3 separate regions of the Homo sapiens genome follow, and regions 1 and 3 are each linked to region 2. The links are chromatin loops, found by intact Hi-C in ENCODE. Cell type or tissue: endothelial cell of umbilical vein. All regions are shown on one strand.

The links. Peaks named below come from ENCODE experiments on the same cell type or tissue, not always from the same donor. Only the 100,000 strongest peaks of a DNase experiment are listed, where the experiment ranks them.
Region 1: a loop joins it to region 2, with 4 times the contacts of the local background. A loop is called at or near these places in 2 of 110 quality-filtered maps.
Region 3: it touches region 2 in a loop (8-fold over the local background); 25 of 110 quality-filtered maps call a loop at or near these places.

What each region holds. Positions count from the first base shown.
Region 1 is chr18:22,979,226-22,987,225 of GRCh38, reverse strand. RBBP8 (RB binding protein 8, endonuclease) reads right to left here. Exons shown (of 19, transcript NM_002894.3): 7 at 4,833-5,008; 8 at 2,236-2,340. Among named protein-coding and RNA genes, the nearest start is that of RBBP8-AS1, 49 kb to the right of the region's middle. In endothelial cell of umbilical vein, a CTCF peak has its summit at 3,808 (motif pointing right); a DNase peak (open chromatin) is centred at 3,855.
Region 2 is chr18:21,894,554-21,902,553 of GRCh38, reverse strand. LOC105372016 (a long non-coding RNA gene) reads right to left here and starts at 5,621. Exons shown (of 4, transcript XR_935276.3): 1 at 5,338-5,621. In endothelial cell of umbilical vein, a CTCF peak has its summit at 4,650 (motif pointing left); a DNase peak (open chromatin) is centred at 4,643.
Region 3 is chr18:21,951,537-21,959,536 of GRCh38, reverse strand. No RefSeq gene overlaps it. Among named protein-coding and RNA genes, the nearest start is that of LINC01900, 26 kb to the left of the region's middle. In endothelial cell of umbilical vein, a CTCF peak has its summit at 3,291 (motif pointing right); a DNase peak (open chromatin) is centred at 3,316; H3K27me3 peaks cover 426 bases.

The DNA.
Region 1 (8,000 bases), 1.1 Mb before region 2:
CTTGCTCTCTCCTCCTCTCTTGCAGGTGGGGGTTGGGGAATAGAATCCATATTACAGTGAGTTGGAGTGAATGGGAATTAGTAAAGTAGAGATATTGAGTATAGACTATTAATACTTTTTCACCTCTGAAGAGAAGCTGTAGCTAAAGGTGGAGATTATTAAAAGGGGGATTATTTTTTAAAGATGGAAGATAACATATATGTGTATATACTTAAGAATAAGCCAGCAGAGAAGCTGCAGATACTGTATAAGGAAGATAGGACAAATAATGGAGCAAAGACCTGGCAGCAGCAGAACAGAATTGGTTCTAGAGAGCTGAGAAGCAAGGATCTGCCACCCTCTGTGTTGTATCCCTAGCACCCTTTGCTGGACCCTGAGCCTCCATGCACATGCACACATACTCATGGACAGACAAACAGACACACATGTTAATATAAAATGATTTGTAGCTTTCAGTATGTAACTTTTACACTATTATAAAATGAATAAGTGATTAACCTTGACCAACCCTCCCAACTGGGCTCTGGATCTCATCTCCTCTGACCTTTTTAAGGATGTAGCAATTGTTCCCTCTTTCTCCAGAATTATTAATTTTCTCCTATTTACTTGATCATCCTATCAACATAAATAAATGCCGATCATGCTATAATATTCCATCTTGAAAAAAAATCCTCCCTTGACCCATGTTCTTCTTTAGCCACTGTCCTGTTCTCTCCTCCTCTTTACTGCAAAATGTCTTGGGAGTACTTGTTTGTGTGTGCTCTTTCCACTTTCTCTGTCCTTAGTTTCCTTTGAACATGAGACCGATCTCAGATGGTCACCATTACACCTTAACAATTTTTATCATGTTACTAGTTTAACACTCAATGATCTACATGCAACCAAATCTCATGGTCAATTCTAAGAAGTCTTCATCTTACTTGACTTATTAGCATTGTTAAACACAGTTGATCACCTCTTCGTCCTCTCTCCACTTGGCTTAAAGGACATCATTTTTAGTTTTCCTATCTCATTGGCAGCTCCTTCTCTGTTTTGTTGGTTCCTACTCATTTTCGCAACCTCAACAGCTACAGTATTTTCTCTAAGGGGGTGAAAAATGGTTCGGGGCAGGGGGGAGCAAAAAAAACCTTACTATGTATAAAGCACAGACATACATGCATACACGTATCACCTAAACAGATATACAGTAGATCTGCAGTAATAAAATTCCAGCAGGGAAGGGACTGGGGGGAGGGGGGAAATGTCTAAAAATGCTGGGGTGGGGGTTGTTCAACAAAAGAAAAGTTGAAAATCATGACTTTACATAATGAAGTTCCCCAAGGCTCAATACTTGGACTTCTTCTTATCCCCATCTATTATCACTTGCTTGGTAATCTCATCTAGTTTCATGGCTTAGATGCCATCTACCTGCTGATGACCTCCATATGTGTCTCCATCCTCAACTTCTCTAAATTCTAACTCACATCTACTCATGAATCCAAACTCTACCTGAATGTTGAGTTTGCATTTCAAACAGAATATTACCGAAACCAAACTTCTAATTTTAACCACCCCCGCCCCAACCTATACACCTGCGGCTCCCAGTCTTCCATCTCAGTAAATGGTAACTCTATTTTTCCTGTTGTCCAAACCAATCTCCCCTTTACTCACTCTGCTCCAGCCACACAGGGTTCCTTAATGTTCCTCAAACAAACCAAATGGCATCTTCACTGCAAAGCCTCCGGGCTTGCTAATTTCTCTGCCTGGGTGCCCTTCTCCCAGATAGCCACGTGACTCACTTCCCTCCCTCAGTCCCTATGCAAACATCACTTTACAAGTGAGGCTTTCTAATATCCCTTCTTACCCTGCTTTACTTTTCTTCAGAGCACTTGCTTCTATCTGACATAAATTTTATTTCTCCCTCAACTAGATCATAAGCTCCATGAGGACAAGGGCTTTGTTTTATTCAGTGCCTGGTATACAACAGATGCTTCAATATTTGTTGAACAAATAAGTAAATCACAGTAAAGCCTTCTTTACTTAAAATTATTAGTAATTTATATTAATATGATTAGGGATATTTATATGAATAGGATAACATTACTTTCCAATATGAAAAAGATAGTAAACTAGTAATATAAACAAAATTATATGGAAAATACCTTTAAAATATTGTCTAAGTTAGACTGTGGGTCACTGTTACCCACCAATAACCACAATTTTAAACTTGTAAAGTAATCTCAGTATCTTGCTTACTGGCCATTGGAGATTGACTTTGGTCATAAGTGTCAGCTACTAGAATTTCATTTTCATTAGGATTATGTTGTGGATGAGTTGAAGACTTGGAAACTTTTCTCATTTCTAAGGGGAGAAAAAAATAAGAGATTACACAATAAACAATGATGATGAAAAGCATTATCAAATTATTTTTATTTATTCATATTTAAAATTTTTATGTATTATCTGTATTTAAATCCAATATAAGTACTGTTTTATTGACATAATTATCATATTCTAAGAAGTAAGCTCCTTTAATTTCACTAAGAAACAAAGCTGTTTAAGTTAAGACATTGGGAGAGAGGGGACTAGAACAGACAGCTTCTTCTAACCCAAATTGCCTAGAGTAGTAACATTTTAGTGTTACTTCTCTTTTTATATTTGTTACAAATCAGCAGGTTAATTTAAAAAGGTATACTGGGCTGGGCACAGTGGCTCATGACTGTAATCTGAGCACCTTGGGAGGCTGAGGCAGGAGGATCTCTTGAGCCTAAAAGTTCCAGGCTGTAGTAAGCTACAGATCACACCACAGTACTCCACCCTGGATGACAGAGTGAGACCCTATCTCAAATAATCAATCAATAAACAAATGATCAATCAATCTAATGTATACTATATCATTTATCTCCATGATCTTTGTTTTAGAGTTTCTATTTTCGGGAAGGAAACTCTGAAGCATGCTTTATCAGAAATCACTCCAATATTTAAAGATTTAGTTCAAAGAAAACCAAAATAAGGACAAGGTAAAGTGAAATGGTTTTACTATTTATAACTTGAGAGTAATATTAAAAAGCATTATAAACCTTAAAATAAGCAAGCAAGGGAAGTTAGAGAACAGGACTAATTAGTCATTAAAGCATTTAAAATTATTATTATTATTATTATTTTTGAGATGGAGTCTTGCTCTGTTGCCCAGGCTGGAGTGCAGTGGCATGATCTCAGCTCACTGCAACCTCCACCTCCAGGGTTCAAGCAAGTCTCCTGCTTCAGCCTCTCGAGTAGCTGGGACTGCACGCGTGTGCCACCACGCCCAGCTAATTTTTTATATTTTTAGTACATACAGGGTTTCACCATGTTAGCCAGGATGGTCTCGATCTCCTGACCTCGTGATCCACCCACCTTGGCCTCCCAAAGTGCTGGGATTACAGGTGTGAGCCACCGTGCCCGGCCTTAAAATTATTTTAAAATCATTTGTATGGCTCAAGGTTATCGTACATCTTAAAACCAAATTTCAGATTCCAAGTAAAAAATGATCAGAACAAGGTTAAAGCAAGTGAATTAAATTTCTAAATAGTTACATGCTGCTTTCATACAAAGAAGAAATAAACCAGAAGCATTTATATTGGTTACAAAAGACTTTCCTAATATGGAATTGTTTTCTAGATATTCTTATTTGTGAATTTAAACCTGATGTAAATTATGCAGTGATTATCTTTAATGATTCATGTCCTGTCTGATAGCAAACTAAAAGGTCAACGGATATTCATTTTAGATCTATGATTTTACATTTTAACTTAGCTCCTATTTAAGTGTAGGATTTTTAACAGTTCTTTTGTTTTCCACTAGATGGTGATACAAACGCTTATAAAGTGGGGGAAAACTGTCAATGTTCCAACATCTAAGAATAAGATCTGCTTATTTGTTTAAAGGCATATTTACTGTCAACAATTTATTTGTATTATACAAATATAGTAGTACATATATATCCCCCGTCCCCCATGCTTTCCTTGTTGCAAATAGTTTAGGTTAAAAATTAAAGTCTTTACTGTTTGCTTTAGATTAATACTAAAAGTAATACTTGTATCATGGCACATAACAAATTTTGGGACTATGTGAAAAGACAGTTTTAAAGCATTTAGCAGAAATGATAAACTAGGCTGGAATTAGAAACATGTCACTGAAAAGCCACAAAGTGTACATATTATAACACCATTTCTTGATTACCACTAACTCCTACAAATTACAACAAATAAAAATAGCCAGTTACAGACAGCTCCAATGGCAGGAGTACCCATGTGGCAAGACCTGGAGAGTAGGAAAGTTCAGAGCTAAGAAGATCTGTATTTGAATTTTGACTCATCTACATAATAGCTGACCTTGAGTGAGTTAACCTTTCTAAACATATCTTTCCTCATCTATAAAACAAAAGAGCTGATAGTTATCTCACAAGCCTGTTACGAGAATTAAAACATAGCAATAATACATGCAAATCACTCAGCATAATACCTGGTACACAGGAGGTAGAAATTAACATTAAGTTCCTTTCCTTTTTCCTTCTATCCCACTTGGATATATACACATAGGAATATTTTTAAAATAAAAAGAAAAAAGAAACTATTTACTACATTTATAAAATATGGTATATTTACATGTCATATAGATGACACGTATCTATACATAACACGGGCAGAAAACGCCTTCTCAGTCACTTTACAAATAGAAGTTAAACTCATAGTTGTACCATGGGATACCAGAATAGTGACTATCTTCTTATCACTAGATTGAATAACATAAAAACTAGTAGATGAACACTGGTTTACAAAACCAGAGAACTAAAATACAACTCCAACTCTTACCATTTGCACACACAGAGTGCTCCAATTTAGTATGTGTTTGTTCTATGTATCGGACATGGGGGTTCTCCTTTCTTCGTAGCCGGTTAACGCCAGAAAATGAGAAGGCTGTTATCGGTGAATCTGGAATAACGTCTTCCTCACATTCAAGCTCAGCTGCTTGATGCTGTTGATCATTCCTAGAGAAGAATGACAATGGAAAGAAAATCAATTCAATGAGTATTAAAACATTTACTACATGGCATGGAGTTACAGTAGAACACAAACATGAAGCTCTAAGGGATGTAATCCCTTGCATCTAATGTTCCAAACCTAAGTAGATAAGTACACGAATGATTACAGTACCCAGTGGGAAATACTATGTGAGAAGTGAAGTAGAAAGTATAGTCAATAGCACTTCAGGTGAAATTAAAAGTATTTCAAATTGCAGACAAGATCAGGAGAGAACCCACAGTCTGAGGAAAGGCATGCAGTACTGTGTACTTATGTTGGAGAAGGGAAAGCTGGAATTACATGAACGAGAGCCATGAGCTCAATGTGCACATAATGTAGAAAGCAAGAGGAAAGAAATTAAGGTTTTAGAGCTTGGATATAATGTGACAATCTAACAGTATTGTGCAAGATTGGGACAGAAGGACAGGAGGCAAGGAAATCAATTAGTGGCTATAATAGTCCAGGCAAGCCGCTCTGTCTGCGGTCTGAACTAGAATATTTTAAGTACATATGGAAAGGAAAGAACGTTAAACATCATGGTAGTAGAATTAGCATGCTTGACAAATACAGGATGAGAACACTAACAATGATAACAACCAATTTTTGTTATGTGTTTACACTGCCCGGCACTATTTAAATTATGAGTTTAATTATCACAACTCTGTGAGGTATTACTACTTTCATTTTACAAATGAGGAAATGAAGATACAGAAGTCATTTACTAAAATAGTAACAGAGTCAGGATTTAAATCTCAGCAGTCAGACCCTAACAATAACACATTGTTAACCAAATGTGTTATCCATAGTCTACAAGAAGGCTTCAAAATTTGAGTTTCTGTTACTGCTTTTATCTAGGCCCCCTTATAGTCTACTCTCAACAACAGTCACAAGAGTCCTATTAAGAGATAAATTGGGGCCGGGCGCGGTGGCTCACACGTGTAATCCCAGCACTTTGGGAGGCTGAGACGGGCAGATCACAAGGTCAGGAGATCGAGACCATCCTGGCTAACACGGTGAAACCCTGTCTCTACTAAAAATACAAAAAATTAGCTGGGTGTGGTGGCAGGTGCCTGTAGTCCCAGCTCCCGGGAGACTGAGGCAGGAGAATGGCGTGAACCCAGAGTCGGAGCTTGCAGTGAGCTGAGATCGTGCCACTGCACTCCAGCCTGGGCAACAGAGCGAGACTCCGTCTCAAAAAAAAAAAAAAAAAAAAAAAAAGACATAAGTGGCTCACACCTACAATTCCAGCACTTTGGGAGGCCCAGGCAAAACCCTATTGCTACGTACAAATATATTAAAAAATTTGCCAGGCGTGGTGGCACACACCTGTAGTCTCAGCTACTTGGGAGGGTGAGGTGGGAGGGTTGCCTGAGCCCAGGAAGTCGAGGCTGCAGTGAGCTATGATCATGCCACTCCACTCCAGCCTCGGCAACACAGTGAGACCCTGTCTCCAAAAAAAAAAAAAAAAACCCCAAAAAGACTTAAGTCATATGGATGAAATCTCATGAAAACCCTGTCACATCTGCTCATTTCACTGAGAACACAAGCCAAAGTCCTTTGATCCATGAAGATCCTACATGACCTGATGGTGCCCCTCCCATTTTTCCTCTCTGACCTTTTTTCCTATTATACTCTACTCCTGCCACACTCTCTTCCTTGAGGTTCCCCAAACACACCAAGCATACTCCCACCTTAGGTTCTTTGCACCAATTGTTCCACCTGCTTGGAATGCTCATCCCCAGATACCTACATACCTAATTATCTCTCTAATCTCCTTCAAGTCTGCTGGAATTTTACCGTTTAAAATTGCAACCTCCCTTCACACACCCTAGTACTCCTGTTCCCTGTTATTCTGCTCTATAAACTTTATCCACAGCATTTACTGCTTTTTAACATAGTATGCAATTTACTCATTTTTATTTATTTAGATTTTTTTTTGAGTCTGAGTCTTGCTCTTTTGCCCAGGCTGGAGTGCAGTGGTCCAATCTCGGCTCACTACAACCTCTGCCTCCTGGGTTGTAGTGATTCTAGTGCCTCAGCCTCCTGAGTAGGTGGGATTACAAGCGTGCAACACCATGCCTGGCTAATTTTTGTATTTTTAGTAGAGACAGGGTTTCACCACGTTGGCCAGGCTGGTCCCAAACTCCTGACCTCAAGTGATCCACCCGTCTCGGCCTCCCAAAGTGCTGAGATTATAGGCGTGAACCACGGCGCCCAGCTGCAATTTATTTATTGTATCTATTGCTCACCTGTTAGAATATAAGTTCTAAGAGGATGGGATCTTTGGTTAACCGATGAATCACAAGAGCCTACCACAGTAGACATACAGTAGGTATGGCGTAAACATTTGTTGAGTGAATAGGAGACATTCCCAGATTCCACTAGAGAATAAATTTGTGTGGATCTAGGCATATGTTCTTGCCCAACTCAATTCAGGATCAACTGTAACTGAAAGATTGGGTTTGAATTGAATTGTGAATGTTGAGTAAAAATAAAGTTAATTGACTTTCCCATGTCAAACCATTACTGACCTTATTTGCCAACCAATTGTTACCAGTCTGTCAGACATTTAGGCTTTACATGACCAAATCAGTCTGTCCTATTAGACTCGTATCAACTTGCAATACTATTTCCAAATAAAAGCTTATATAGTGAGAACTGTATGAACTATGACCAACAGAGATTTTTAAGAAACATTAATTGGAAGACAAAGACTAATTTTTCCCAAAAAAGATTTACACTTTAATTTCCTGAATGATACCAATATTATTTGTAGGCTTTAATCCTACATTTTATACCAAGGAACAATCTTTAGAGCTAATGTCTAATTATTTAAAATTTTTTAAATTTTAAATAAAATAAACATAAACATAAAATAAAATAAACATAAAATTATTTAAAATTTTATTTTATGTTTTTGAGACGGAGTCTCCTTCTGTTGCCCAGGCTGGAGTGCAG
Region 2 (8,000 bases):
GGATCTGTGATCATGTCCCTGCACCACAGCCTGGGTGACAGCAAGAGACCCTGCCTCAAAAAAGAAAGTTTAAGAGCTCTGAAGCTTAGCGTAGAAACAAATGCTTGTGTCTGCTTCAAGCATTTGTTGAGATGAAATAAACCTACTGGCTTTGGGAGCCAGAGAAGAGAACCTGCACAAACGGGGAACAAACTCATCAGCCACATCCTCACTGTCCTCCTGAATCCTTACAAAATAAATCCCGCAGCCGCTGAATGTGGCAGGTTCTGTGACACCCCCTGTTTCCGGCAGAGGAAAGGAAGGCTGGGAGGGTGACATGACTTAGGCCAAGGTCTCATACAGCTTGTGGGGGCAGAGCCAGTATTGACTGAATCCAGATCGAGGGAGACTCAAGCCTGATCTTTCCCCTTCTCTGCACTGCCCCCCAGAACGGGAGCAAGATAAGTGAAAGTAAAACCAGCCAGGAGACTCCATGCATGCTTGCATTATGAGATACTCAGTTTGATCCAAACATTCTCAAACCTTGCTAGCTCACAAAGTAAGGAATTTGGGGTGGGGTTGAAAAGGGTCAGTAAATTAGATTTAGACTTCTACTTTGGTTAAAAATCCAAATTTCTAATCAGTTTACTGAAGAAGAAAAGTTGCTTCCACTACAGGCTGCAGAGTGTCCAAGAATCCATTAGCAAGATTTGGGGGAACTCCATTAAAATTTCTGCAGGAGATAACCCTACCTTCTCCACCCAGTTAGGGAGTCCCCAGCCTACTTAGGAGGAAGCTGCCAAGAGCTTTGGTCCTCAGAGAGGAGACAAAGCTACATCAATCAAGTCAGTATTTATTCAGTGCTGACAAGCCCAGAACTGGGATCTGCCAGCAAGAAATTCTGGTCCCTGTCACCAATTTGTTTATAATCTGACTAAACAGAGATCTGCTTACGCAAAATGCTTTGTAAGCAATTCAGTAAGATTTAACTGCAGGCTAGCCCAGAATGGGTGCTTAACAAATATGTGTTTCAGAATTTCTTTTTCTTTCTTTTTTTTTTTAAACTTGTAAGAGCTCAGATGCAGGAGAGATCCACGGGCCTCGGAGCTGCTGGGAAGGTTTCATGGCTGGGGGTCAGAATGGGGATGTGCACTGGATGGGGAAGATTTAGAAAGGGAAGAGCCTGAGCAAAGCTTTCATCATCCCCGAGCCCTGGTGTGTTAGTCCGTTCTCACACTGCTATAAAGAACTACCCGAGACTGGGTAATGTATGAAGAAAAGAGGTTTAATTGACTCACAGTTCCACAGGCTGCACAGGAAGCATGGCTGGAAGGCCTCAGGAAACTTACAATCATGGCGGAAGGTGAACGGGAAGCAAGCACGTCTTATCATGGCAGAGCATGGGAGAGAGTGCACGAAAAAGGAAGTGCCACACACTTTTAAGCAACCAGATCTCGTGAGAACTCACTCATACCCCGAGAACAGCAAGGGAGAAACCCACCCCCATGATCCAATCACCTTCCACCAGGTCCCTCCCCCAACACTGGAATTACAATTCAACATGAGATTTGGGTGGGGACAGAGCCAAACCATATCACCTGGAGAAAGTGGACAGTTGTGACCCAAGAAGGCTGTCTCTTCTCAGGTCCCAGTTGAGCGCTTGCTTTTGTGACATGAATGTCCCCTAACCTTTTTTACTGGCACAGTGACTCATGGCAAAAGCAATGCACTTTGTCCCAAGCAGAGACTGCAGCAGTAGGGAATATCAGGAAACCTTGGGATCTGCCCGCCTGCAGGTGGTGAGGTCCTATTAGTGGGTGGACAACGCGTCCTTGTTTGCCATGGGTGTGAGATCATTGCTCTGCTGTCTGCTGGCACTCCCCTGGAGCTGCCTCAGGCTGGTGGGTGAGTTAGGTCTCTAAGGATGTTCCATACAGGGACTGGCCCTAAAGTTAATGCAGCTTAGGCTGCAGGACCCTCATTTGCACAGGCCCTCCAAGGCTTGGGAAGGGTCCAGCAGTGTTTTCACATTTGCATGATTACATTGTTTTTTCTTTTTCTTTTCTTTTTTGAGACAGGGTCTTACTCTGTCAACCACACTGGAGTGCAGTGGCACAATCTCAGCTCACTGCAGCCTCAACCTCCTGGGCTTGAGCAGTCCTCCTGCCTCATCCTCCCAAGTAGCTGGAACTATAGGCACACACCACAATGCCTGGCTAATTATTTTATATATAGAGAGAGAGATGGGGTCTCACTGTATTGCCCAGGCTGGTCTCAAACTCCTGGGCTCAAGGGATCCTCCTGACTCGGCTGTATTCCCAAAGTGCTGGGAATACAGGTGTGAGCCACCACACCCAGCCAAAAATAATATATTTAACTGCTATCAGTTATGACTATTTTCTGTTTCTACTCTCACTTTCCTTTCTCCACTCTTTCCCTGTGCCAGGTGGGATGGACCAGCCATGGGCATATCTGAAGGTACATTGAGGCAGATGAGAATGCATTGAGGGTACATTTATTTGGGGTTTTGTTGGATACATTTATGTGGCTTACAATTACTTCTGTGAATTCTTCACTTATTACTTATTACTAAGCTATCTTAGGAGCACCCTCATCTCACTCCCTGCCTAGTGTTATGACGGGAAGAACCAGGGCTATCCCTATACACTGTGTCCTATGGCATCTGGCATGAGAAGTACATAGATTGTGGAGGAAAAAGGTTTGAAATGAATCAAGCCAGAAGGTGGTCTGTGAAAAATTCTTCCAACTGTCAGACATGGAAAATGGTAAGCCAAAGGTTCCATTAACAACTACTAGTCAATGGCGGAGTATGGTGACTCATACCTGTAATCCCAGCACTTTGGGAGGCCGAGGCAGGTGGATGGCTTGAGCCCAGGAGTTTAAGACCACACTGGGCAGTTTAGTGAGACCTCATCTCTATTTAAAAAATAAATTAAAAGAAAAAAACTAATCAAAATGGAATTTGTCTCCTGTGAAGAATATGTTAGCCGGGTGCGGTGGCTCACGCCTGTAATCCCAGCACTTTGGGAGGACAAGGCGGGCAGATCATGAGGTCAGGAGATCAAGACCATCCTGGCTAACATGGTGAAACCCCATCTCTACTAAAAATACAAAAAATTAGCCGGGCGTGGTGGCAGGTGCCTGTAGTCCCAGCTATTCTGGAGGCTGAGGCAGGAGAATGGCGTGAACCCAGGAAGCGGAGCTTGCAGTGAGCTGAGATCGTGCCACTGCACTCCGGCCTGGGTGACAGAGCAAGACTCCATCTCAAAAAAAAAAAAAAAAAAAAAAAAAAAAACGAATATACCTGATAATACAGCACATACAATTATGAACAAACTTTGCTTTTTTTCTTTTTGGAGGGGATCACACAAAATACAATTTTCAGAATTTCTCTATAGGTATGGGATAAAACTGCAGAAGCACTACAAACAGCAAGTTATAGTCATGTGTGAAATCCTATGTGTTATGCATCCCAACCATCAATAATAATTACCAAGCAACCACGCTAATAGGAACAGCTGAATTACATTTCTATTTTCTCTACTAAAAATGATTGTAGAAAATTGCAGACACATTGAAAGACAATCAAAGAGTATAAAGCTAAAGATATGGGGGAAAGAAGCATTAGATACGTTAGGGGGCTCAGTAATAAAAATGTGCATTTTTTCTGGATTTGGAGACATTTGTAGTCTTTTTTCTAATTGTGATCAGTTGTGATTTATTTTCTCATTCTAAATAAAAATTTATTTTCACATATACATTTGTATTTGTCATTTTCTGTTATCTTCCTAAAGATGACACCCAAATTATATACGCTCTGGGCCTCACAAAACCTTGATCCACCTCCTGAATGTCCATATTAGCTTATAGAACTGATAATCATCCTTGCCAGGACCATGGAAAACACTGATTTTTGTTTCTCTGGTAGACAGGCAGTATGTTATGATGCTTAGGGGCCAGGAACTCTGGGACCAGAATGCCAGAGTTCAAATGCCACGTAAAGCATGACCCACAGTTTCTATCATTTATAAGACACTTAGAAAGTGCCGCTTCATAACACTTCGTAAATATTCACTATATTATTATTAGACTTAGACATGTCTTCTCTTGTTCTAAACCCTTATCCAGTTACAATAATTGCAAGATACAGAATTTTGAGAAATCATTTGTGATTATATTTTATGTACAGCAATTTTTAAATGAAACACTACTCTAAACTAAAAGTAAAGAATGAATTAGGGCTGGGCACGGTGGTTCACACCTGTAATCCCAGCACTTTGAAAGGAGGTGGTGGCAGGAGAATCGCTTGAGCCCAGGAGTTTGAGGCTGCAGTGAGCCATAATCATGCCACTGCATGCCCTCCTGGGCAAAAAAGCAAGACCCCAACCCTAAGGGAAAAAAAAAAAGAATGAATTGGAGCTCTCTGTCCCTTTGTTTCCCACCACATGGTAGCATGAGGATGGAGTGCAAGCGCTGGATGAATTCAGCTTGAGTAAAGCCAGGTGATGGAGAGGAGAACGTGTAAAGGTCAGAGGTCCATTCACCAATGCAATGATCCTCACTGCCCCAACGCTAAGCCAGGGAGGAGCAGGGCTTCATTCTATTCACTAAGGGGATTTTACTGACCCCTTGTGGGAGAAGAGGTTGGTGCATCCAATAAACATCCCAGTTTGGGGAACATGTTCTCCTGCAGTCCTTCACCCGAAAAATTCAAGGAACAGAAAGGTGAGGTAGGTTACTAACTGCCCGAGTTCTTCCCATTCAACTCGAAACTCTTTACAGTTACTTCTCAGATCAACTTCTTTCCTGACACTCTTCAGAGTTCTCATCAAAGGCAGGAGGAGTTTGATGTCAGGAATATGGGCTTTGGGTGTTCAAAAACAAAATGAAGGAAGGAAAGCAGGGAGGAGGGAAGCAGGCAGGGAGGGAGGAAAGATAAGAAAAAAATTTTTTGGATCTTAGCACAGCTACTGGCAAATGAAAGACTGTAAGCAATCTGTTTAACTCCCTGGGCCTCCCTATCCTCACAGGTGAAATGAAACTCATAATGCTAATGATTGAATCAGATGGTGTATATAAAGTGCCCGTGCGCAGCCCACAGTGGATGCTAAATAAGTGTCTGTTGTTATCGTTAAACATGATGCTGCCATATTTACTCAGTATCATGATACTCATTCGACAGTTACTTCACACTACTATAAAGCACATCTTTTGAAAGAAAAAAAAAACAGAAGTTTCTTTTAAAAGAACAATTTCCTCAGCAGAGACCAGGCTTGACATAGTCTCTGACAGTATACACAGATGGAAACCACTTCTTGTCCAGACAGCCCGGCTTACCTCGTGCAGGCCAGGCCATTCCGGGGTGGAGAGGGTTGGGAGGGGTCACGGACAGCACCACCCCTTCTGTAGAGCGGGCGGGGCAGCCTAGCTCGGGCGTGTCTTCACTTCTTTTCCCGTAGGAAATGCCTAGGGTCCTACGCAAGTAAATTCTCTTTGCTGCGACTGGAGAGAGACGATTCCCATTTATCCAGCCTCCTCATGTTCTGGCCTAAGACGCCCTCGGCCCTCCAGGGGAGTGGGCTCCCGAGCAGGGCGGTTCCACGGTTAGATGGAGAGGAGGGGCGCGGGAAGACCGCACAAGGCCGGCTTCGCTCCCTCCGCGGCAGGTACCAGGGGCCTGGGCAATGCCTCCTCACTCTTTTCGCCTTCGTCCCCAGGGGAGGGGAGATGGGGCTGAAGGATAACAGACACAACTAAACTGGAGAGACTGGGTTAGAGGAAAACGAACTGCCTGGCTTGGAACCACTTGGCCAGACCCCTGGAGTGAATCCCACACCTTTCCAGGCTGCTTGACCTCCCTACTCATTAAGCCAGTGCAGCCCAGAATCCTGACCTCCCAGGCCTCCTTCCCAAGGTCCCCCCGCTCTGGAATGGCAGCATCTCCGACTTTTCCTTTTTCTGTCTCCCGCTACAGAGCAATCGAAAAAATAAGTTCTTCTATGTATAGTAAGATATTAAAAGTCATTATTGACCATGCGCAGTGGCTCACGCCTGTAATCCCAAAACTTTAGGAGGCCGAAGCAGGAGATGGCTTGAGTCCAAGAGTTTGAGACCAGCCTGGCCAACATGGCAAAACCCCATTTCTACCAAATATATATATATGTATATATATATTTTAAATATATATATATGTATATATATATTTTAAATATATATATATATTTTAAATATATACAACATATGTATGTATTATATATATGTATGTATGTATACAAAAATTAGCCGGGCTTGGTGGCACACGCCTGTGGTCCCAAGCTACTTGGGAGGCTGAGGTAGGAGGATTTCTTGAGCCAGGGAGGTTGAGGCTGCTGTAAGCTGAGATCCCGCCACTGGACTCCAGAGAATGCGACAGAGCAAAACCTGGGCATCAGAGTGAGAACCTGTCTCAAAAAAAAAAAAGTCATCGTTGTTAAAATGTGAAAAGTTAGATGAGGTCATCATGTATGCTATATGTATGTTTTTAAAAAGAAAGGAGATACCAATACATACATGCGTGTATTTCATAATATTAAAATAAAAAACAGTGTATTTTTCTACTAAAAATACATTAAACACTGTCTCTACTAAAAAATTAATAAACTATACTATTGTTTATAGGAGAATGAGGAGCTGAGTGGAAGAAACAGGGATAGAAGAGAGACTTCTTCCTTGCAGATGAGCAGTCTGGGTAATAATCATTATCATCATTTAAAAAAGAAAGAAAAATAGGAAGATAGACTTCTTTGAATATATTGTTTTGGAGAACTGACTTTGGAACAGTGTACATATTTTTCATAATTTAAAATGAAATTAATAAATGAATTAATAAAATAATTCTTAATATCCAAAAGTAAAATTAAACTTCTGCACCCAGTTGATAGCATAACTACACAGATACTATACCAACAGACTGTAAAACACGATAATTTGATGATCTATCTCTAGTTAGATACACCCTAATGATAGAGCCAAACAAAAAAATTCAACTTTTCGGAAATCATATTGTTGATAACATTAATATTGTTATTGTACAATAAATCAAATAATTTTTAAAACATTTTTTAAAAAGAAATGTAGGTATAAGATCAATAAGGTGGCTGGGTACAGTGGCTCATGCCTGTAATCCCAGCACTTTGGGAGGCCAAGGCAAGTGGATCACCTGAGGTCAGGAGTTTGAGACCAGCCTGGCCAACATGATGAAACCCCATCTCTACTAAAAATACAAAAAATTAGCTGGGAGTGGTGGCTGGCACCTATAATCCAAGCTACTCAGGAGGCTGCAGCAGGAGAATTGCTTGAAGCTGGGAGGCAGAGTTTGCAGTGAGCTGGAGTGCCCGCTGCACTCCAGCCTGGGCAACAAGAGCAAAACTCTGTTTCAAAAAAAAAAAAAAATCAATAAAGTTGTAAGCAGTCCTGAATTTGAATTGCAAAGTTCAGTTTGAACTCACTTATTTTTTTTCTTTAAAATATTCTTAGCCAACTGGGTTTGGTGGTTTACACCAATAATCCCAATATTTTGAAAGGCCAAAGAAGGAGGATTGCTTGAGGACAGGGGTTTGAGACCAGCCTTGGCAACACAGCAAGATCCCAACTCTACAAAAAATAAAAAATTAGTCAGGCATGGTGGCACGCACCTGTAGTCCTAGCCACTTGGAAGGCTAAGGCAGAAGGAGCCAAGTACTTGAGCCAAGTAGTTCAAGGCTACGGTGAACTATGATTGCATCACTGCACTCCAGCTTGAGCAACAGCGTAAGACTCTGTCTCTTTAAAAAAATCAAACAAACAGAAAACATTCTTAGCTCTTTCCACTGAAAAGAAAAAGTCTAAGAAATAATGACCAGCCCAGTAGCACTGACGCCCCTGATACCCACATTGTGATCTCTAAATGTCATTTCCTTAAACAGAATCAGGACTTCTTGGAGCAATGTTTTATTTCAGGTCAGGCATTTCAGAAACAAGAA
Region 3 (8,000 bases), 57 kb before region 2:
GTATACCTTGAATGGACATCTCAAGGTCTGGCTACTTCTGTGCACATAAATTTAGAAGGTACCACCTCCAGAGATCTTTAGAATCAGCAAGTTTTTTTTTTAATCCCAACAGTATATTTTTAGAATGTCCTTGGCAAATAGGGCCTGTCTAGGTATAGGATGTTCAAATATTGCCCTATTATTTCAGGAGTCAAGGACACTTAGATGAGGAATGAGGCACTTCCCTGGATGAAGGGACAGTGCTGGCTCCTTGTTGCTCTGTGGCTCTGAGCGGGGAAGTTGGCCAGCTGGACCAAGAGCGGTGGCCAAAAGCCAGAGGAGGAACCTGGGCTGTCAGCCCATCCCTAGACATGAGGACATGGGAATTCAAAGGCTTTCTCCTCTAAGGAGCTGAGGACAATAAAGACCCCAACTGAAACAGACGTATGCCTCTTTTCATCTACTTCTGCCAACTCATTCCCTAAATCACCAGAAAATAAAAATAACACTATTTATCAGGCACTTAACTACATACTAGAAATATGAATTAACTCGTTCAATACTCAACACAATCCTATGAGGTAGGAAATATTGTACCCATTTTACAGATGAGAAAATTGAGGCTCAATGAAGTTAATTAACTTGCCCATGTTTCCCCAGCAGCAGGCAGTGAGCCAGGAATTGAATTCAAGTTTGACAAGTGATGCCACTTTCCAGATCAGAGGCGTTTCCTCAGTTCCTTGGAGGCTGGCTTTATACCTGTTTCAGAAGTTCATTGTATTTCCCTGGCATCTCCTTTTCCTTCAGCTAAGAAAACACCCAGGCTGGTTTTGAAGTAGTATCAATACCTGGACCTAAACCAGAAATGACTACTTTGTCTGAGCTTAGAAATTTTGGCAATCTTGTTCCATTTTGCAAACATTCATGCCGTGTTTAAATACCTGCATTTCATCCTGTTTCTTTTTACTTCGCTAATCTCACAGAGCTGCTTCCTGGGCCCCTGTCTGCTCTATATTCATTTATTTGTTTGAACACCCACTGCGGGTCTGCTGTGAGTCAGGCACTGTGTGCTTTCCCAGAAAGACAAATGTTGATAAGTACCCACCCTCAAGGTGCCCCCAGTCTAGTGGGAGAGACGGACATGCAAACAGTTTCAGTGGAGTTTTGTGACCATGACTCATTTATCTTTTGAGACCGAGTTTCACTCTTGTTGCCCAGGCTGGAGTGCAATGGCGCGATCTCAGTTCACTGCAACCTCAGCCTCCTGGGTTCAAGCGATTCTCCTGCCTCAGCCTCCCAAGTAGCCGGGATTACAGGCATGCTCCACCATGCCCAGCTAATTTTGTATTTTTAGTAGAGACAGGGTTTCACTATGTTGGTCAGGCTGGTTTCAAACTCCTGACCACAGGTGATCCACCCACTTCAGCCTCCCGAAGTGCTGGGATTACAGTCATGAGCCACCGCGCCCGGCCTGTGACCATGATAATACACTATGGCCAAAGCTGGAGGATCAGTAATGACATCAGCTGGGAAGCACTGGCGAGTGGTTCACATTTCAGTTGGTTCTTAAAGGTTGAAAAGGAGATGGCCAGGCATCAAAGTAGGAAGTGAGTAGGATAACAATAAGGTGTTCCGGGGCCGGGGGTATTTCGGGAATGTCAGTGTGTCTTTGCCAGGTGGGGAAAAGAGATGTATGGGTGATGGGGGAGGAGTTAGGAGAAGAAGTCTAAGCCAAGTATGGCAAGCCTCGTGTGCCTTGCCCAGGAGTTTAGACTCTAGACTGGGGGGCAGGAGGCGCTAGGGAGGTTTTACAAGGGGCTTGACAGAGTCTTCTTTTAGGAAGATCCCTTTGGCAGCAGTGAGAGTGTTTGCCAAGACAGCCCAGTGACAGGGAAACCAATGACACAGCTATGCAACGTGAGCTTGATTAAAAGAATGGAGATGGCTGGGCATGGTGGCTCACACCTGTCATTGCAGCACTTTGGGAGGCCGAGGCGGGAGGATCACTTGAGCCCAGGAGTATGAAACCAGCCTGGGCAACAAAGTGAGACACCGTCTGTACCGAAAATAAAAAAATTAGTCAGACATGCGGCATGCACCCATGGTCCCAGGTACTCAGGACACTGAAGCAGGAAGATCACTTGAACCCAGGAGGTCAAGGCTGCAGTGAGCAGTGATTGTACCACTGCACTCCAGCCTGGGTGACAGAGTGAGATCCTGTGACAAAAAAAAAAAAGGAATAGAGATGAGAGCCACATTTGAAGACATTTCTGAGTTGGCAATGACAGGGCAGATGGTAGCCTGAATGCAAAAATTCTGGAGCTGAGTTCAGGCCAACTCCAAGGTGTCTTACTTGGGAGTTTGGAGGATGGTGACAATATTAAGTGAAATGAGGCAGATTATAGGAAGAACAGGTTTGGAGGATTAGAGGATGGGGTAAGTGGTGTGAAATATTTTTTTTAAATATAAGTATTAATTCCTGGATCCTATTCCCAGAGATTCTGGTTTAATTTGGCTGGGATGTAGCCTGGACATCAACTTTTTTTTTTTAATCTGTGTAGGTGATTCTAATGAAAACCCAAGGTGAGAACCAGTGTTATGAAGGGATAAGATAAGAATATTAAAACAGATTCCAGAAACACGACAATTTAAAAGGCAGGAAGAATAGCCCAAGTATCCATTAATCAGTATTAATTAGATTAACTACATGATTCAAAACTCAGCCCAGGTTTCAGGTAAGATGGGGCTGAGTTTTGAGTCATGTAGTTATGACCCTATCCCCCCACCGGATGAAGCGATAAACCTGGACAGAATGCACGGCACAATGACTTGGATACTGTGAGCATCTAGTAGCAGATAGACCAGAAAGGAAGACCAGACTTTAAAGTACCTCTGAATGGGTGGTGAGTCTACTGTATTTTTCGCTTCAGTGTTGCCCAGACTAGGTGTAAGGTAGTGTGGAACCTGGACATGGGCGTCTGCATGAATGGAGAGAAGTCCAAGAGAAACCCTCTGGTTCTGGCTCAAGGGCGTGGTCTCCTAATGCTCAAAGGAGAGGGAGAAATCCCCCATTTCTTTTTTGTTTTTCTTCAGGTTGGAGGACTGAAAAGGGGAGCCCAGGACTCAGAAAGTACTAGGGACATTATAGAGAGGGAGGTATTAGGGAAAGGGACTTGATAAAGTTGTTTAAGAATCCCTGGGTTTATCCACAAGTGGAACATTCATGAATCTGACCCTAAACAGTATATCAAAAGCTTTGAGATACAACTGTAAACTATGAGGTGAACCATGTCCCACCTCCTAGACTGCCTAGACTGGCCACCAGGTGGCGCACATGCAGGACTGCTCTGAATAGCAGTGCGTGTTAGTGGAACATTGAAACCACACACCACTGAAGGATGATCAGAACTTACAACTTGAACCCAACCATACCTATAACCCACTAACGTTAAAAAACAGAATAAAATGTTTTCCATAGAATTTTAAACAAGACCCAGAGACTCATAACATTCAAAATGTCCAGAGTACAATACAAAATTTCTCACTCTGTGAAGAACTAGGAAAATCTCAACTAACATGCTGAGATAACACAGATGTTGGAATTAGCTGACAAAGACTTTATTTTTGTTTGTTTTTGTTTTTATTTTATTTTATTTTAAGTACTGGGATACCTGTGCAAGACGTGCAGGTTTGTTACACAGGTAAATATGTGCGATGGTGATTTGCTGCACCTATCAACTCATTACCTAGGTATTAAGCCCTGCATGTATTAGCTATTTATCCTGATGCTCTCCCTCTTCCCACCCCTATCCCCGACAGGCCCCAGTGTGTGTTGTTCCCCTCCCTGTGTCCATGTATTCTCATTGTTCAGCTCCTACTTACAAGTGACAATATGCGGTGTTTGCTTTTCTGTTCCTGTGTTAATTTGCTGAAGATAATGGCTTCCAGCTCCATCCATGTCCCTGCAAAGGACATGACCTAGTTCTTTTTTATGGCTGCATAGTATTCCATCGTGTATATGTACCACATTTTCATTATCCAGTCTAACATTGATGGGCTTTTGGGTTGATACCATGTCTTTGCTATTGTGAATAGTGCTGCAATGAACATACATGTGCATGTATCTTTATAATAGAATTATTTATATTCCTTTGGGTATATGCCCAGATCTTTGAGGAATTGCCACACTGTCTTCCACAATGGTTGAACTAATTTACCTTTCCACCAACAGTGTAAAAGTGTTCCTACTTCACAGCCTCACCAGCATCTGTTGTTGCTTGACTTTTTAATAATCGCCATTCTGACTGGTGTGAGATGGTATCTCACTGTGGTTTTGATTTGCATTTCTCTAATGATCAGTGATGCTGAGCTTTTTTTAATACGTTGGCTACATAAATGTCTTCTTTTGAGAAGTGTCTGTTCATGTCCTTTGCACATGTTTTAATTTTTTTTTCTTGTAAATTTGTTTAAGTTCCTTGTAGATTCTGGATATTAGACCTTTGTCAAATGGATAGATTGCAAAACTTTTCTCCCATTCTGTAGGTTGTATGTTTGCACTGATGATAGTTTCTTTTGCTATGCAAAAGTTCATTAGTTTAATTAAATCCCATTTGTCAATTTTTGCTTTTGTTGCGATTGCTTTTGGTGTTTTGTCATAAAATCTTTGCCCGTGCCTATGTCCTGAATGGTAGTGGCCAGATTTTCTTCTAGGGCTTTTGTAGTTTTGGGTTTACATTTAAGTCTTTAATCCATCTTGAGTTTAAATTTTTGTACAAGATATAAGGAAGGGGTCCAGTTTCAATTTTCTGCATAAGGCTAGCCAGTTTTTCCAGCACCATTTATTAAATAGGGAGCCCTTTTCCCATTGCTTGTTTTTGTCAGGTTTGTCAAAGATCAGATGGTTGTAGATGTGTGGACTCATTTCTGAGATCTCTATTCTGTTTCATTGGTCTGTATGTCTGTTATTGTAACAGTACCATGCTGTTTTGTTTAATGTAGCCTTGTAGTGTAGTTTGAAGTCAGGTAGCGTAATGCCTCCAACTTTGTTCTTTTTGTTTAGGATTGTCTTGGCTATACGGGCTCTTTTTTGGTTTCATATAAATTTTAAAGTAGTTTTTTTTTTTACTAATTCTGTGAAGAATGTCAATAGTAGTTTAATATGAATAGCATTGAATCTATAAATTACTTTGGGCAGTAAGAATCACAATATTGATTCTTCCTATCCACGAGCATGAAATGATTTTCCATTTGTTTGTGTCCTCTGATTTCCTTAAACAAAGGTTTATTGTTCTTGAAGAGGTCCTCCACTTCCCTTGTTAGCTGTATTCCTAGGTATTTTTTTTTGTAGCAGTTGTGAATGGAAGTTCATTCATGATTTGACTCTCTGATTGTCTATTGTTAGTGTATAGGAATGCTTGTGATTTTTGCACATTGATTTTGTATCCTGAGACTTTGCTAAATTTGCTTATCAGCTTAAGGAGCTTTTGGGCTGAGACGATGGGGTTTTCTAAATACGGGAGCATGTCGTCTGCAAACAGAGACCGTTTGGCTTCCTCTCTTCCTATTTGAGTACACTTTATTTCTTTCTCTTGCCTGATTACCCTGGCCAGAAATTCCAATACTATGTTGAATAGGAGTGGTGAGAGAGGGCATCCTTGTCTTGTGCCAGTTTTCAAGGGGAATGCTTCTAGCTTTTGCCATTCAGTATGATATTGGCTGTGGGCTTGTCATAAATGGCTCTTATTATTTTGAGATATGCTCCACCTATACTTAATTTATTGAGAGTTTTCAACACGAAGGGATATTGAATTTTATCAAAGGCCTTTTCTGAGTCTATTGAGATAATCATGCCTCAATACAGATATAATTTTGTCTTTAGTTCTGTTTATGTGATGAATTATATTTTTTCATTTGCATATGTTGATCCAGCCTTGCATCCCAGGAAAGAAGTCGACTTGATGGTGATGGGTAAACTTTTTGATGTGCTGCTGGATTTGCTTTGCCAGTATTTTATTGAGGCTTTTCACATCAATGTTCATCAGGGATATTGGCCTGAAGTTTTGGTTTTTTTTGTTGTATCCCTGCCAGGTTTTGGTATCAGGATGATGCTGGCCTCATAAAATGAATTAGGAAGAACTCTCTCCTTTTCGATTGTTTGGAATCATTTCAGAAGAAATGGTACCAGCTCCTCTTTGCACCTCTGGTAGAATTCAGCTGTAAATCTATCTGGTCCTGGCTTTTTTTGATTGGTAGGCTATGTATTACTGCCTCGATTTCAGAACTTGTTATTGGTCTATTCAGGGATTCAACTTCTTCCTGGTTTAGTCTTGGGAGGGTGTATATTTTCGGGAATTTATTCATTTCTTCTAGATTTTCTAGTTTATTTGCATAGATATATTTATAGTATTCTCTGATGGTTGTTTGTATTTCTGTGGGATCAGTGGTGATATTCCCTTTATCATTTTTTATTGTGGCTGACAAAGACTTAAAAGCAACTGTTACAAAAATGCTCCAACAAGTAAGGGCTAACTTCCTTTAAATAAATGGAAAAATAGATAGTCCCAACAAAGAAATAGAAAATATAAAGAAAAGCCAAATGAAAGTGTTCGAACTGAAAAATATAATAACTGAAATGTAAAAACTCACTGAGGGGCTGAATGGCAGAATGGAGATGACAGAGGAAAGAGTCAGTGAGCTTGAAGACAGATCAATAAAAACTCCCCAATCTAAACAACAGGAAGAATAAAGATGGTTTACCACGAACTTCACTATATGGAACAAAAAGACAAGAAAATAAACAAACAACCAAAAAAAAAAAAAGGAAGAAAGGATAAAGATGGACAAGTTGGGGAGAGAATGGACAAGCCTCAGGGAACTGGGCAACGACAACAAAAGGCTGACCATTTGTGTTCTCAGAGTGCTAGGAGAAGTGAGTAAAGAGTGCAGTGCAGAAAAAAAAATTGAAGAAATAATGACTGGAAATTTCTCAACTTTGGTGAAACACAGGAAACCTACAGATTTGAGAAGCTCAGCAAACCCCAAAGAGGCTAAACACCCCCAAAATCCATGTCCCCCAATATTATCATCAAACTACTTAAAACTAAAGACAAAATTGAAATATCAAAAGAAACCAGAGGGCCGGGCACGGTAGCTAACACCTGTAATTCCCAGCGCTTTGGGAGGCCGAGGCTGGCGGATTGCTTGAGGTCAGAAGTTTAAGACCAGCCTGGCCAACATGGTGAAACCCCATCTCTACTAAAAATACAAAAATTAGCCAGGCATGGTGGCGCACACCTGTAGTCCCAGCTGTTCAGGAGGCTGAGGCAGAAGAATCACTTGAACCCGGGAGGCAGAGGTTACAGTGAGCTGAGATCATGCCACTGCACTCCAGCTGGGTGACAGAGTGAAACTCCATCTCAAAAAAAAAAAAGAAAAAAGAAAGAAAGAAAAGAAAAGAAACCAGAGAAAAATGACATGTTATTTATAGAGGAACAATAACTCAAATAACTTGGAGATATCCCACAGAAATCATGGAGTTCAGAAGAAAGAAGAAGAGCATTTTTTAAATGCTGAAAGAAAACTATCAACTCAGAATTTCATATTCAGTGAAGATATACTTCAGGAATACAAGGTTAAGTAAAGACCATCTCAGAACAAAGAAAATGGAATTTTGTTGCCAGCAGAGCTGCTCTAAAAGTACATTCTTCAAAAAGAAGGGAAATGATACCAGAAGGAACTTGGGATACCAGGAATAAAGGAAGAGCAATAGAAGTGGTAAATATAGATGAATGTAATAGACTATTTTTCTTCTCTCAGTTTCTTAAAAATATGCTTGATGGGCCTTGTGTGGTGGCTCACGCCTGTAACCCCAGCACTTTAGGAGGCCGAGGCAGGGAAATCACTCGAGGCCAAGAGTTGGGACCAGCCTGCCCAACATAGTGAAACCCCATCTCTACTAAAACTACAAAAATTAGCTGGGCGTGGTAGTGCACACCTGTAGTCCCAGCTACTCAGGAGGCTGA